Regions from separate parts of the Mus musculus genome. Here region 2 is linked to region 1. A link is a loop called in an ENCODE intact Hi-C map of the cell type or tissue named here. Cell type or tissue: heart. All regions are shown on one strand.

Region 1 (8,000 bases):
TCTGCTGAGTAATAGTTCATGTGTTTGCTTTTCTCTCTGTACCAAGAGCTCCTTAACCAAAGGGTCATCTCTTCTTTTTGTTCTCCCAACATAGTACCTTATAACCAGGCATTAACAAATAGTCCTGAAAGTAATGAATGGAAGAACAGCTCAGGTCTATGTCTTCTGCAGTTCTTGGCAGATATAACCACAGTGTTGTTATTACTATTACTTTTATTTTTTGTGATATATCCTTAATCAAAAATATTTTATGATAAGTCATCTAATTGACAATTATTTTATCAATAAACTTATCCTTATTTATCATATTTTGCTTATTTGTTAAGATTGCTTTAAATATTCCATTCCTTCATTTTTATAGCAAATTACTATTGAGTCTTTAATTTGCCATCTCATATCTTATACCATAGGCATCCAATGATATCCAACACACACACACACACACACACACACACACACACACACACACACACACACACTGTTCTTGAGATAGAAAAAAAATCCAATTGGGAATTAGTTACATTAACCAAATACTCTCCCCCAAAATGTATGATTCGAGATGCTTGTTAGTACTACTAAAGAATGATTCATGGCATAATGTAGACCCAAGGAGATTGCAACGTTAGGATGTGGCTAAGAAAATACCTTTTGGTTATGAGCTAAATGGCAAGCAGAAGTTCTATGCTCAAAGGACTGGAAGGGTGCAGATGTTTTTAGGTAGAATGTGCGCAGGCCTTTGGAAAATGGAGCATGGAAGTTCAAAGAACTAAAAGAGAAGATGAGAATGGCTAGGGTAGTGGTGGGGTCAGGGATGGCATGGAAAAGAAAGAGATGCAGGGGAATACAGTAAAATGAGATCAAGCTTGAGCCTGTCAGGGTTAGACCACAGGCCCAAAAAATATCTTAAGAATTTTGGTTTGGAATTCTAAGAGCCATAGGGTAGGCATGTGAGCCAAGTTGACTGGCATCATGTGAAAAACCTTCACTTTAGTAATACGAAAAGGGATGGGCTAGAGAAAAACACAGCAATAGAAAATTTAGGAAATTACAAAAGGAGGATATGAAATTAATCCAAATATATTTATATGGCGGATAGGTTATTTCTCTGCCAGTGAAAGAAACCAATTCGAGCCAGATTAGAGTATATTAGAGGCAGGTTTATCGGGAGTCTGCTCTCAGGTGAGTTCGCAGGCTGGGGGCTGGGGAGGAAGGAGAGAGCGAGAGTGAGAGCGAGAGCAAGAGCAAGAGCGAGAGCGAGAGTGTGCAAGAGAGAATGTCTGCATTGTATAAGGAAATGCCGGGGTGAGAGTGGCGGGGGCGGGGAGGGCATCCCAGCCCTTGAACAGGGTTGGGGACAGGGTATGTCAGATAGAGACATTAGAACATAATACTTGCCTAATCCTTTTAAGATTTTCTTTTCCAGCTTTTGCTCTTTATTGCTGACAGGCTCTTTGGCTGCGGCTGGCTCTTCAGGAGCAGTGGGTTCTCTGTCTATCTCTTCAGTGGTTTCTTCATAGTCAACATCCTCATTGTCTGGTGCCTCTGTGTTTGGGGGCTGCTCCTTAGTTTCAGAGGTGCTCTCCTTCCCTCGGGGACTGGCAGCAGACCCATACGTGCTTATGATGTCTTCCAGTTGCCTGCTCAACTCTTCCGCGACATCATGGGCTCCCTTCTCGGGATGCAGGCTTCCCTCTTGCTCTGGCGCTTGGCCTGAGGTTGAGCACCGCTCGCCATCTTGCTTTCCCGGGCCGTTTTGATTGAGTGATGAGCTGTCCCCTGGGGGAGTTGGGTGCTCCACTGAGAGCTGATCAGGATGATTAATCTCCATATGGGAGTGGGGTCTGGTGGGAAGCACAGTCATGGTTCACCTAACGATTTCACTTACATATTAATGATAAGGATATCTCTCAGAGAGGCGCCACCTAATTTTGGGATCCGCCACAGAATAAATGAACTTCCACATACCATCGACACTAAAACTCAGGTCGTATTACTGTCCTATCTTGAGTGTAATCTTCACATTTTAGCACTACCCCTTTTTGTTGAAATTGTTTGAGTTAATTTATGGTATTGTTTTTATGAATATATTTGTCAATTTGTGTTAGGATTTTCAGGTATAGACCTCACAGTCCTTAAAAGTGCTTGCACATAGACATTTTCATGCAAAGTTTAATTTTTATTTAACTTTTAATTTAATATTTAATACAGGAACCATTCTGATTACTAAAAATAATTCGTAACAGTTACATCCATAAGCTATTTTTCAATCTTTAGGTAAAAAGTTTAACTTGTGTATTTTACTACATTATTAGGTAAAATTGCTTTTCTAGTGTTTTCTCCCTGATAATAAGCAACATGCAATTATCAATCAGAAAAAAAAGGGTTTTTGAACTTCAGATTAATGTTTTTTAATTAAAACAGGGAATGAGAAATGTATAAATAAGTCAGTAATATGAATGAATGATGATGATCCTTAGAAATATATTTTCATATGTATATATGTGTATGAGTATTTTCACACATATGTGTATGTGTGTGTGTGTGTGTGTGTACATGCAGAGGCCAGAGAAGGATGTCTGGTGTCACATCCATCTTCTACCTTTAAAACAAGAGCCTCTCACTGAACCTGGCACTAGGATGGCAGTCAGCAAGCCCCAGTTATCCTCCTGCCTCTGTCCCTAACAGCACTGTAATTGCATGCTCATTTGACTGCATCCAAGTTTCCACATGGTTGTCAGGATCAGAACTCTAATCCTTACGCTTGTATAGCAAGCAGTTTTGCTCACTGAGCCATCTCGCCAGCCCACATATAATACTAACTCCTTAAATTTCTATAACATTCTTTTACTCTAGAAACTGACTTCATCTTTGAAGTAAAAAGATGATAATTTTCTAACTTAAAAAGTTCTAGGAAAATGTAAGAATTTTAAGACATAGCAATGTATATCTTAAGCTAGAAAAATAATTCAAATGCAATATGGACTCAAACCAGGCATGCTGGGGCATGTCTACTTCTTATTTGTAAAAGGAAGGCAAGTCAGGCGTTCAAGGTCATTGTCAGCTACACAGAGTCCCTAGCCTGCCTCTGCTATATAATCCTGTCTCCCAGCAGCAACAACATCAACAACAACACCCACATAATAGTAGAGCCTCTGGGAAATATGGAACAACACAGCACATTGCATTAGAGACTCCGGGCTTTGCTCCTACCATGCTGAGGGGCGGAGAGATTTGGCTTAGGGTTTAACTTCTGGTGCGTTTTGTTTACAAATAGAACGCAATAGTTATGCTGCTAACTAATAGCATAAAACTATGGCAGCGTTCCCTAGCTTCACGGGTCGTGCGGTTGTGTTGGCATGTCAGTGGAAACAAAAACATGCTGTGTTATCAACTGCATAGCTTCCTTGGCTCATTTTTAGGGCAAGTGTCAAGCACTTGAATGTAGTAGGTGTTGAACACTTGACTGCCAACCCGAGAGTGGAAGACACAGTGTGGAGACAGTCCCCACCCACCTGTGGCTCCCCCAGGACTTAGGAGGAAGGTCATTCCTTTTAATTCAATCACTTGGTTATCACACAATGTGGCTGCGTCTCCACCACTGCAATCGAGAGCCTGACCTCCGCTCGCCATGCTCTCTGCTATATATAACTCCTGCCTCCCCCAAGCACACAGAGAGACACGTGTCACCTGCTGCCCTGCCAGAAGTTATTTTAAGTTCTTCTAAAATGAGTTCTGACATTTAGCCCTTCATCCCTAAAGTCAAGAGAATAGGCTCTCAGTCAGACTAAAAATTGTGACCATTTACTGGTTTGAATCCATATGTGAACTTTTAAGTGTAGGGGAGATTATCATTGGGTGAGATCTGAAGTCAATCAAAGTTCAAAGCAGTTATTTCAAACAGTCCACGGGCATTTTACTGTGGTTAGGCTACATGAAAATGTTCACGTGATCTATTCAAGCTTAGGTCTATGGATATTCTTTAAATTCCTGTTCCACATTAGTTGATGTGTGTGTGTGTGTGTGTGTGTGTGTGTGTGTGTGTGTGTGTGTCAGTCTCAGCACCTCAAATGCTCCACTGATGTGCAGTATCTCCAAACTCCAACCTTCTTTTAAAACAGTAACCTATTTTGTTTAGAGGACAATTTACTTCTTTAAGACACCTCAGAACAAACTAACAAGAAGGAAAACCAAATATAAACAAAGTCAAAGAACCTTAAAATCGTCCTTTTTGTAGCAAAGTTTCTTCTCACAAAGAAACTCTAAAATCTGTCTTTTACAAACTTTATTGGCTCTGTGCCCCTCCGGGAAGGAGGAATGTTTCCCCTGTGCTAGCTGTGGCTGCTCACACACGCACACGCACCATCCCTTCCTGATCCACCCGCTGTCTTGTGAAGTTGAACAATGGAAAGCCCTTCTACCATTTGCTGGCGTCTGTAACTTTTGAACACTACAGACTACAGGCTACAGGCTGCCCCTCAGGGCTTGGGGAAGTGTTTGTCATACTTACCAGAAGGAAGGGAGCTAAGCAGGAAGAGAAAAGAGAGGAAAGAGGTGGTAGAGTCAGAGGAGGAGCAGCAGCAGCAGCAGCAGCAGCAGCAGGAACAGGCAGCAGGGCTGAGTTCTTACAAGGAGGGAGAAACTGCACACACACACACACACACACACACACACACACACACACACACACACACGCCCACAAAAGGAGGGGGCGGGGAAGGAAACACCCGTGACGCAGCAAGAAAGAAGTCTGCCTGTGCTTCAGTAGGTGTCGCCAGGGGAGTATCCTTTGAAAGAAAAGCAGCTGGTGAATTGTGAGACTCTCCATGTTTAGCCCTCTTTAAAATTCAAACCCAGATGAATGGCCTCCTGGTGCGGTTTTCTGACATTGTTGTTATTTTGGAACACATCAGGAGTGTTTTTATTTCTTGGTTTATCTCCGTGGGGTTTATGATTCAACCCTGGATTAGTTAGTATCAGGTTTCTTTTAGGAACCACCAAAGATGCGGTGTGGCACAGCACAGGAGAAGTGGCAGAGACACTAATTCTGAGGACACTGCTTTCTTGTGGTTGTTACTATTGTTTTTGCAAAGTTTGAAATGCACATTTAGGTGGCTTTTGGAACTGTGGTTTAGGTAGTCTTTGCATGTGTGCTGTGTCCAGAGCTGACATCTCATCAGCTTGTTCATCCTAAAAATGCCTTCCTAGGGCCTAGAGGCAGAGGTAGGTGGCTCTCTGTGACTTCAAGGCCAGCCTGGTCAATATGGTGACTTCCAGGACAGTCAGAGGAACGGCTTAATATCCTGTGTAAAAGAAACAAGGATTAGCTTGTTAGCTTCCTCCTAACTCATAGCCATTCATGGGTGCCTTAAGCTTTCTGGGGAATGTATTTCCATGTTTTACCAAAACAGATTTAGTCTTGGCACAGCATCTCTGAGAATTTAGTCACCCCAAAGACATCCAGCCCTTGAATCTGGCACTTTACGTGTAGAGGGGACTTGCAGATGTGGTCAAGGATTGTGGGGTGGAGAGTCATCTAGAATGATCTGAGGGTGACCACTAATCACAGAGTCCTTATAAATGAGGCAAGCAGGCTGAGAATCAGATCAGATCTGTCGATCTAAGTGGGGTGTGTCATGGAGTAAGGTCCTGCGTCGAGGAGCATAAGAAGCCTTAGAAGCTGGGAAGGCAACAAAACACTCTTCTCTCAAGCCTCCAGAGGGATGCAGCCACACCAACAGCTTCACCTCAGACCCCATGGAACTCATTTTGGACTTTGACCTCCAGCACTGTAAAGGAGTAAGTTCACGTTTTTTAAAAAGCCTCTACCTCAGTGTCAGATTGTTAAAGGGAATGAAACGGAAGCTAACGTGCACCCCACTCCCAAGTGCTTCCCTACTTCCTGAGCTCGGGGTGCTGTAAGTCACAATCACAGAAAGGGCTGAAAAGGGGTGCAGGAAAGGCATGATGGGAAGAAGCAGCCTGAGAAGGAGAAACTCTGACAGAGACACTGCAGTGACTGTTAATCCTGGGATTTGCCAGAGAAAAAACCCCAAGTCCACCAGCTCCGGGCAAATTAAAGCTAGCTTTATTAAATATTAAATACTGACCACCAAATCCTCGACTTTAATCAGGACCATTCCCTGGAGTTTCTCAGCTGGAATGGCCTTGAGCCTGTGTAGCAGGGATTTATAAGGATGACCTATAGGCCATCATAGTTTCCTATGAGGCTTTGTTATTTTCTGAGAACTACAACTCCCAGCATTCCCGGAAGTTACCTGGTCCTTGGGCAACTGGGGTTTACAGGTTAATTTCGGGCCTTTCATGGCAAACACAATGAAACTGGTGAAAGAAAATAATATTCTCTCCTTAATCCTCACATCGTGAATATTCGGTTAACACCACAAATCAGAAGACAGCACATCCTGGATTGGAGCAATCAACTCAATCAGATCTCCAAGTGCAGATCAGTTCTAAACAATTTTAAATAAGGTACTGTTAGGGTACATTTTGTGAAGGTATGTTTCTGTGTCATCAATTGTTTAACGGGTACCTGCAGAGAGCTAAGTACTCGTCGCATCTTGGTATTGTTGTTTCCGTGGCCCATCGCCAGCCTCATATTTTTGCAAACATTCATCCTTCCTTCCTTGCCTATTGGATGTAATAAAAAACTGATGGCCAATAGCTGAGCAGGGACTAGGAGGCGGCACTTCCAGGCAGAGATAGGAACTTCGGGAGAAGCAATCAAATGCAGGAGGTTCATCAGGGATCACAGAAGGGATGATTCAGGCCGGAGCAGAGAGGTAGACCTGGCCATGTGACAAGATGTAGGCCAGAATTAGTCAGCTAGAGTCGTTGGGAGACTGCCAAGCTGAGGCATTAAAATATTATTGACTCCATGTCATTATTTATACAGCTGGGGGTGGGGTCCATGAAAAGTCCCACTTTGAGGTGCAGGCCCTTTTAACAAAATAGTTTCCATTGAAACTAATGGAAGAGGAAATCTAATGACAGGACTGTCTTATTATGTTATTGTGTGTATATATACATACAATATGTACTAACATGAAAACAGGCATAGCTTTCTTATACCTGTCCCTTTCTTTTCTCCCTGCCACTCCATAGGGTTTCTCTGTAAGTTTCAAAGTGAGTGCCCACTTTTTAGACAAGACTAGCCTGCAACTCAGAGAGACCTGCCTGCCTCTGCCTCTCAAGTGCTGGGATTAAAGGCGTGTGCCACCACCACCTGGCTAACCTTTCTTAGAGTTATTATAAAATATACATTTTCATATATGTATCACTTTAAAATTCCACAAAACTGAATCACAGAATGACCCAACTCTCTCTAAAGATATTTGCATAGGAGTTGTGTGTTGCTAAACACCATTAATGCTAGTTCCCTAGGGTTTTTGTTGCTGTTGTTGTAAACATCCTATGATATTTTAAATGTCAGGTGTGGTTCAGTCAGCTGCTTGACTGATTGACAGCTGACATATTCTCTACCTTAACGTGGCTGTGTGGAGTAAGAGGCATCTCAACTCTTAAACACAAAACAAAACAAAACAAAACAAAACAAAACAAAACAAACAAACAAACTTCTCTGGCCCTCCAGGAATCACATAACTTCAGCTTCACTAACAATTGTGATCAGGATTGGAACTGACGCCAACAAGGTCTGCTTTGGGAGACCATGCTCCAGCCGGGACCTCTTCCCACACAATCTGTCTAAGATTTGGAAGACTCTAGATAACAAGGCTAGACAAACCTTGGTGAGCTCAGCATCTCCTCCTGCTGTGACTCAGAAAAAAAAAAAAAAGTCCAGTGACTGGTGGACGGGGAACCGATCATTGGTCTTTGTGTAGGGCTTGAGTCAGGTGGAATCCGGAGCTGCATATGTGGAACTAGGAGTGGTGGAATCAGACTGAACATGTGCATCTGGGCCCCTCTTCTGGCTGCTTAAACAGACTACTCTTTTCAGGTGAGTCTGCGTAACTTCCACCATG
Region 2 (8,000 bases), 150 kb before region 1:
TGATTACCTGAAGCAACAATTTTAAAAGAGCCAGAATAATTCCTTGCCATTGTCCTCTTCAAACTAAACTTAAATCTTTGGGAATTAGTGTATTATTCATTCAGCCTTCCATTTTCATGATGGAACACCAGGAAAAGTCAACTTAAAAGGAGGGAACATTTATTTTGCTCTACAGATGCAAAGGCAGCCATCTATAGTATCACATTGCTTTGTCAATTTTGGGTCTGTGGTTAGGTAGCTCGTCATGGTAGAGAGAGTGTGTTGGGGCAAATTGTTTTTTGATTATGTCAATAAAGATGTCAGAAGCTAATCTTCGGGGAAAGGAAAAGAGGTGGGATTTCCAGGTCTCAGGGGGAAGAGGAGGGAAAGAGATAGAGAGAGGCTTTTCTGCCAGGCTTTGGCGGGAGGAGCATGAACCATGTAAGGCCTGGGGGTGACTGAATGGTGGCACCCTCTGCCACCAGTGGAATTCTAATACAGGATAGCTGAGAGTTTAAGGCCATAGATTCTGCACCCAGCAGTTGTAATATCTGGCTAGTTTAAAAATATTAAGGCTGTCTGGTGTTTCTATCCGTGGCGACTCAGGTGGGCAAGAGAAAGGGCATAGCCTGGGAGGTTGTTAGAACATTGGCGGAGCTAGCGCTGCCACGAGGTTGGACTGGTGGTTTGGCAGAGTTGAGTGAGACCTGAGTAGATTGGTGAAGCTAGCTGTGGAAGGTGGATGAGATGACCATGGGCAGCAGTTGATCTCAAAGCAAAATGTGTGCTGCGGCACCGAGCAAGGAGCAAGCGTGCATTTAAATCACATGCAACAGGTTAAATGCACAGTTTTGAGAATGAGTATTGTTTTCATCTAGTGATGACTGAGGTCTAAGACAATGCTGAAGCCAAGCTGAGAACAAAGACAGCTCAAAAGGTCAAACCAACAAAAATTACAACAGGGAAACAATATCCTTATCTCTCCAGCCTAGTCCTGAATATTTGTTCATTCTTTTTCTCAAAGGTATAAATTGCTTATCTTCAAAGGCTTATTACTGTTTAAAAAAAAAAAAAACTTGTAGAGAATTGTCTAATAGAGCCCATGATATTCAAGGGGAAAGAAAGCCGAGTGGAATAGAATGGTACCTTTGTGAAGTGAATTTCAGAGCACATGATTTGATAAGTTAAAGACCGAGAAGGCATGTGAGAGAGGTATACAGCACAGCATAGCTTTCAGTCTTAGTTCTTTTTCTAGACGTATCTAAGGTGAGGGGATCTACCTCATTCTTTCTCCCTCTGTATGCAACCCCCATTCCTAGGCTTGGTGGGAAAAATGGAAAAAGTTGGGATGTCAGGATTGTAGTGAAATTTCAGAGTATAGAATGTGGGAAAGAGGGTGCTTTAGTATCACTTGAGTTTTGTTTCTAACATCTTCATTTTTGTACCTTGCCTTTGTACCAATAAAACCGGAACAATAGCCTCTGTGTCAAATTTGACTAGGTCTAAAATTAGATACGAAGGCTGAACATGGAAATGGCCCAGCTTCTCCTTTCTCCCCTTTCATTCTGCTGTAGTTTGAATGAGAAGGTGACTCGCACAATTAACTAGAACTGCAACTGGCTGGGTGCCTGTGTACTTTCAGCCAACTATATTTCTGTGGGAAGGTTTCCAATTCTTAAATCTCAGTTATGGAGAGGTGGTAGGCAGCTGGTGTAGATGCCTGTCTGCAGGGTGGGTGCGTGCTAACTCTGATCAACGTTGCATGACAGCAGAGGGCTTATTCAAAAAAAATTCTCAATTTTCTTGTAATTCATCACCACCAATTTAAAAAACAAAACCAAGTCTAGAGGTAATGTAAAAATATATTTTGAACTCTTCTCACTACCTCTCATGAGATGTAACAGTAATGAAGTTAATGAAATTTAAGTGCCATATTTACCTGGTATCTCCATCCACTGTCCTGCTGATGCCTCCATTAATGTCATAAGTTCTTTCAGTTTTCAGACCATCTTGACTGTACTCCTTAATTCCCCAATTTTAAGTGGCCACTGACTCTTCCTGCATCTACCTCCAATTCACCTGTCTTCATTTATTCATTTTTCTTGTAATGGACTTAATGTCCTACCATGTACAATACACTGTGTGTATGATAAGACAGACACAATACTGCCATCACAGCAAGCTCCAAACAAGAGACAAGTGAGTGAATAACTTCATCCTAAGTGTGTAATGTAAGCCTTTTTGGTGAAAAGGTATGAGGGTCCATGGAGGCAAGCCTAACTTTGGGTTACCAGAGAAGACTTGGTAAGTTATTAATGGCTTAGTGGAGATATTAAGGTTCAGAAGAAATACAGGCAGAAGAATCCTTTAGGTATATTTCACACATTTGAAAAATTTGTACTAAACATGATAGTGGAGAAGGCTTTATATTAGACTGCAGAGTTAGAAACACAACCTGCCCTGTTCTACTGATACAGGGTGTGTGTATGTGCGCACAATGTGTGAATATAAGACATAAACACATCATAAGCACAAAATAGCTATTCTCTAGCTGGGGAGATACTTAAATTGGTAAAGTGCTCTTTGTACCAACTTAAGAACTTTATGTGACCCATGTAAAAACTGTGCACAGACACACATATCTATAGTCCCAGAGCTGGGAGGCAGAGAAAAGTGGATCCCTGGAACTCACCAGCTGGTCATCTAATATGTCCGTGAGCTCCAGGTCCATAAGAGACCCTGCCTCCAAAAAATAAGGTGGAGAGGAATAAAGGAAGACACCTGATACTAATCTCCAGCACACACATCTCTCTTCCACCTCTCCCTCCTTCCTTCCCTATCTATCTTAGCTATCATTTGGGCCTTCTAAAGAATTACTTTCCTTTAACATATAGTGTACTGCGTCCAACTAGCAATTGCTCTCAAGAATACAGTGTTGCTCCAGGCTCTGCCCATCAGAATCCTGGCTAGGAAGTCATGTGGATGGCTCTTCTCTGAGCAATTCCTTGGCCATCTTTCTAGACCCTTCAACCTAGCCACAGTGCCTTGCCTCAACAGTCCAGTCGATTAAAGATCACGCCATAGGAAGAAGACACTGTAAACGAGTTCAGTGTTTTTCTGTAGTCATGGATCAAGAATGTCATTTATACATTCACCAAGATCAGTTCAGTTGTTTCTTACGGCACCCAAGATAAAAATATGGCTGTTTCATGCGAGGGAACAGAGGAAAATTATTTAAGCATATACATTGCCAACGTAATCAGAGGTAGACAGGAGAAATAAACTGTGATACTCGGGACAGCTCTTCTGGTAAGGTATGGGATCATTCTGAAGAAATGAGCTGAGATCAGAAGGGTGGAAAGGAGCGGGTCTTTGAAAGGGGCAGAAGAGAGTGCAGAAAAGGAGATTACATCAAACTCTTCCCAGGAACCCTGTGCTCTCATCTCTTTTTCTTTCTTTCCGTTTTTCTTCTTTAATAATAGATTTTTAATACACTATATTCTGCTCTTCTTTCCCCTTCTCCAGCTCTGCCAAGATCCTCTCCACCTCCCTTCCCAGCCGAATCCACAGCTTTCCTGCCTCTTCTTAGAAAACAAATATGCATCTAAATAATAATAAAATAGATAAGATGAAAACAAACACACAATATAGGACAAAACAAACAAATGAAAAAGCATGAGAAAGTCATATAGATGTATTCGTTCAGTGAGGAATTCCACAAAAAACAGAAAACTGGAAGCCATATGTCTATACAAAAGACCTAAAAAGATTACACATATATATATATATATCCCTGACAAAACATTCTGAGACAAAGAACCTCTTAAGATTCAACTGAGTCTCTTTTGTGTTGGCCATCTACTGCTGAGCATGGCTGTGCCCTCACTTCTTCACCTCTGATGTCCTCCTCACAACCCGGCCGTTCTCTCCAGACAACTCAGTCTTCTTTGTGCAGCCTGGCTCCTCCTGGCTGGCTCTGCTTCTGACAGAACCGACAGAACCCTTGGGTCTCTGGTTGGTAGGTCTGGGCTAAATAAGCTTTCCACCACGAGACTGAAGAATTCCCATACAGGAGCTCAACTGCACTCTCCAGAAACTCCTATCTTACCATTGTTGAGCCGCAGAGCCATTGAGCGAATTATTAATCCGAAACCCTTTGTTTTGCTCTCCTGTTCTAGTCACCTGTTTGTTTTTCCAGACCACGTTGTCAGGTTTAGCTCCAGTAAGGTCAGAAGGCCAGTTAACAACTTCACGAACACTGCCTGGCTCCCAGTCGTGGCTGTCAGCACACGCGGGAAGCCCGCCAGCCTCCCTCTCCCAAGAAGGCGCCTGGATGACGTCACCCAGAGCCGAGGGCTGAGCGCCGAGCGTGACGTCACGGGGGCGGAGCGAGTTGCCGTGAGGTCACTGGGTGGGCGGGGCCGGGCTCAAGCCCCAGTGTCGTCACGGGCGGGGGCGGGCCTGGAGCGTGTCAGCGCAGCCGAATCAAAACAAGCCCGAGACCCGCCTTTTCCCTCGGGCTCCTCCGCGTCTCGCTCTGCTCGGGGGCCCGTTGCGCCCGCGCGGCTGCGAGCCTCGGGTGGCCGCGCGTGGCCGCGCCGGCTTCTGCCGCGGAGGGCGCGGCGGCCGGAATGTCGCGGCGAGGGCCGCGCGGCGGGGCGGGCGCCTGAGGAAGAGCGGCCGGCCCGCGCTCTCCGTGGCCGCCCCGGTGCGGCGGGGGAGCCGCCTTCGTGGGCGCCGGGGACCGGGACACCCGCGAGCGGGCCGGGGAGATGCCCAACCCCAAGAACAGCAAAGGCGGCCGCAAAAACAAGCGCGCCAACAGCAGCGGGGACGAGCAGGAAAATGGAGCCGGGGCCTTGGCGGCGGCGGGTGCGACAGGCGCGGCGGCCGGAGGGGCCCTGGCGGCGGCGGCGGCGGGCTGCGGGGCGGCGTCGCCCGGCGCGGTGGGCACCGGCGGCGCGGCGGGCCCGGGAGGTGCGGGCACGGGCGCCGCCAACGCCACCGTCGCTGCGGGGGCTGCAGCCGCGGGAGACGCTAAGAATGGTAAGACGACAGCGGCGGGGCGAGCGCCAACTTCCTCACCGACGGGCGGGCGGGCGCGGTGGCGGGGCCCTGGGTGGCGCGGGCGGCGCGTGGACAATGCGAGTCAGGAAGTGCTCGCCCCGCCCCACCGCCCCGCGCTGCCTTTCCTTTCGTGGTCCCCACGCGGAGCGGCGTGGACCGGGGCTGCGGGCCCCGCGGCGGCGCTCCGGTTGGTGCCTGCTCCCCGTGGTGCCCGCGCGGGCTGAGTCTGAAATGTCCCGGGTTGGTGGGAGCGAGGCAGCGGGCAAGCAGGAAAAGGAGCCCAAGTTAGAATGATCCGATTGGAAACTTCCCTGCTCACCGCGACCCACCCACCCACCATTGCCCCCAAAGAAGAAAAGCTGCAATTCCCAGCAGATGTAGGCCTGTTGCCTGATTGCCACAGGTGGAGAGAGAGAGAGAGAGAGAGAGAGAGAGAGAGAGAGAGAGAGAGAGAGAGAGAGAGAGAGAGAGTGTGTGTGTGTGTGTGTGTGTGTGTGTGTGTGTGTGTGTGTGGTGTTCATTTAATTCTCTTGTCTTGCTCGAGGAAGGAAGAGAATCTGAACTTGACTTCCGTTCCCAACCTGAAGTGTTTGGGTGTCTTTTTCTTTTTTTTCTCTCTCTTTCTTTCTCTCTTTTCTTCCTTTTCTTCCTTTCCTTCTTTTCTCTTTCTTTCTTTCTTTCTTTCTTTCTTTCTTTCTTTCTTTCTTTCTTTCTTTCTTTCTTTCTTTCTTTTCCTGTCCCTTGTATAATTGTTTCACATTTGTTTTTCTGAAGAAGCCCTGATAATTTCATGAGCGCTTGAATGATCCTTTAGAAGGGAGGAATGCAGGTAATAGCTAAGGTGTGACAGGATTTTCCCTTCTTACCACAGGATGCCTGACATTTATTTGGGCAGCTTTTAAACTTTTTTCTTCTCAGGTAGTTTTTCAGGGGAAAAAAATGTACATTTTAATGTAAGTAGATGAGAATCGTTAGAATCGTTATATTTGCTTCTTAACAGTTTTCAAAGCCATCCTCTATGTAGATGGTCTCCCATAAAAAGGGCTACAGTACTTACAAGAATGCCACAGTGATTCCCATAGGAGATAGACTACAGGCTGTTGGAAAGGGCCCCCCCCTGGCTGAGCCCCTGCAGTTTTGAAATAGGAAGATTTGTTTATTAGGAGGAGCAAACTTACACGTTTGTGAGTGTTTGATAGTGTACTATCAAAACTTGGCTAGCCTATTTGGCTAGCCTGTGCCGGCTCTTGCTTTCTTATCTCTAACCGTCCTTTTGATATTGATGTGACAGAGAAGATGATACTTAGACTGCATAATACCAGCTCTTCCTCAGCCATTTAGAGCTTTGATATCTGGAGAAAGGCCAGTTTTTCTGAACCTCAGTTTCCTCATAGACACACTTGAGGGAGTGAGGGGGGGCAGTGAGGGTTACACTGGGCCTTTAGAGGATTTTCCTGAGGGAGGCTTAGAGTGACCCTTTACTTTTAAGTTCCCATTTCGTGTTATTTAAAGGCTTATTATGTAAAGGTCGATAAAAGCTCATTGCAAATAATAGATGGCTGGTGAGTAACAGCTACTAGTTATTCATTCAAAAGATTATTTTAGTTATTAGATTATTGTTATTAAATATTAAAATAAATATTTTAAATGGACAACTTTTTAATTTGTAATGTTAATAGTACTGTGTATTAGATAGGGACTAGGCTAATGGTTATACTTTAGTACATCCTCGGTTCTCACAAAGACCTGTGTCTTTACCACACTCTGAAAGATTTGAGTATCTTAAAGTAGTTGAGGAAGTTTTTCTTTGGCAGATGGTACCTGCTAGACTGAAAACATTAAGCCACTTACATTGTTCATTTGAAGTAGTAAACTGGTAGATTTAGCAGTACTGTGTATATCTGGGTAAAGCTATGGCTTTCTTAGTAGGTCTTTATTCTATTAGATGTGGGAAAAGAAGCAGTGGGCCCCCATATTGCCATAGCCACAATCTCAGAAGCTGCATATTCAGGAGCAGCGAGCTGAGGGTTGTGGCGCCTATCTTTGGTGTCACCTTGGTGAAATAGTTTGATTTAACTGAAGAATCATCTCTGTGTTTCTGAAGACAATTTTAACATAGGTTCTTAGGCCTACACAAAATGAATAAGGAGATTGTAAATTATGTGTGTGTGTGTGTGTGTGTGTGTGTAGTATAGATGTAGGGAGAGGTGATACTGGTGAATTTTTATAGGAAGGGGCAATGGACATGATAACAAAGGTTCATTTTGTTTTTTAGCTGTGTGCGTGTACAAATAGCATACTTTTTGGGGTCAGGAGTTCTCTCCTTCCCCAGGTAGATTTCGGGGATTGAAGTCCAGTTGTCAGGCTTCGTGGTAAGCGCTTTTCCCACTGAGCCATCTTGTTGGCTCAAGACTAAATTATTTTTTAATTTTAAAATTATATTAGTTGGACTGCTTTATGATTCCTAAGTATATTGTAGATTTTATTATTATATAATTTTCAAAATTCCTAAATATTTACAGTCTTTTGTTGGTGGTGAGACAGTGCCTTAGCTGTATAGCTCTCAGGCTGGCCTTGAAATGTTTCCTATCTATTACAATTTTACATGGTTTGTTTTGATCAAGTAGGTTTTGAATGTACACTTACATGTAAACTTAATGACTAGTAGGTGTTTCAGGTTTATAGAGTGGTTTTATGTCCTGTAAGTATGGGGCATTGTAGTTACCAAAGCAAGGTCGTATTAGCCCTTAGTTGTTCATTGTTAGTGTAAATAACTCCTCGCTCTATAAAGTTGTTAGCCAGGGGAAGCCTGAGGAAACTGGTATGGTTGGAGTTGAGGTAGTTGAACTGGTTGCTGTTATGCAGTTGAATAGGAATTCAAAGGATGTTGTACTCGTATTTTTTAGATACTAATTTATGAAGCCTTCTGCAAGGAATGGAGGAAGCAAGCCTGA

What was found. A loop is a pair of places that touch in the nucleus more often than their neighbours do. Peaks named below come from ENCODE experiments on the same cell type or tissue, not always from the same donor. Only the 100,000 strongest peaks of a DNase experiment are listed, where the experiment ranks them.
Region 2: it touches region 1 in a loop (3-fold over the local background); 3 of 42 quality-filtered maps call a loop at or near these places.

What each region holds. Positions count from the first base shown.
Region 1 is chr10:17,792,929-17,800,928 of GRCm38, reverse strand. It overlaps Txlnb (taxilin beta), which reads right to left and starts at 4,710. Exons shown (of 10, transcript NM_138628.3): 1 at 4,508-4,710; 2 at 1,396-1,841. The coding sequence starts at 1,828. Gm20655 (a long non-coding RNA gene) reads left to right here. Exons shown (of 5, transcript XR_871470.3): 2 at 1-7,975. In heart, a CTCF peak has its summit at 4,771; DNase peaks (open chromatin) are centred at 3,548 and 4,688; H3K4me3 peaks cover 2,827 bases; H3K27ac peaks cover 3,812 bases.
Region 2 is chr10:17,944,534-17,952,533 of GRCm38, reverse strand. Heca (hdc homolog, cell cycle regulator) reads left to right here and starts at 4,467. Exons shown (of 4, transcript NM_001033432.3): 1 at 4,467-5,025. The coding sequence starts at 4,752. In heart, no CTCF peak of the experiment used is centred here; DNase peaks (open chromatin) are centred at 4,323 and 5,183; H3K4me3 peaks cover 2,662 bases; H3K27ac peaks cover 1,953 bases.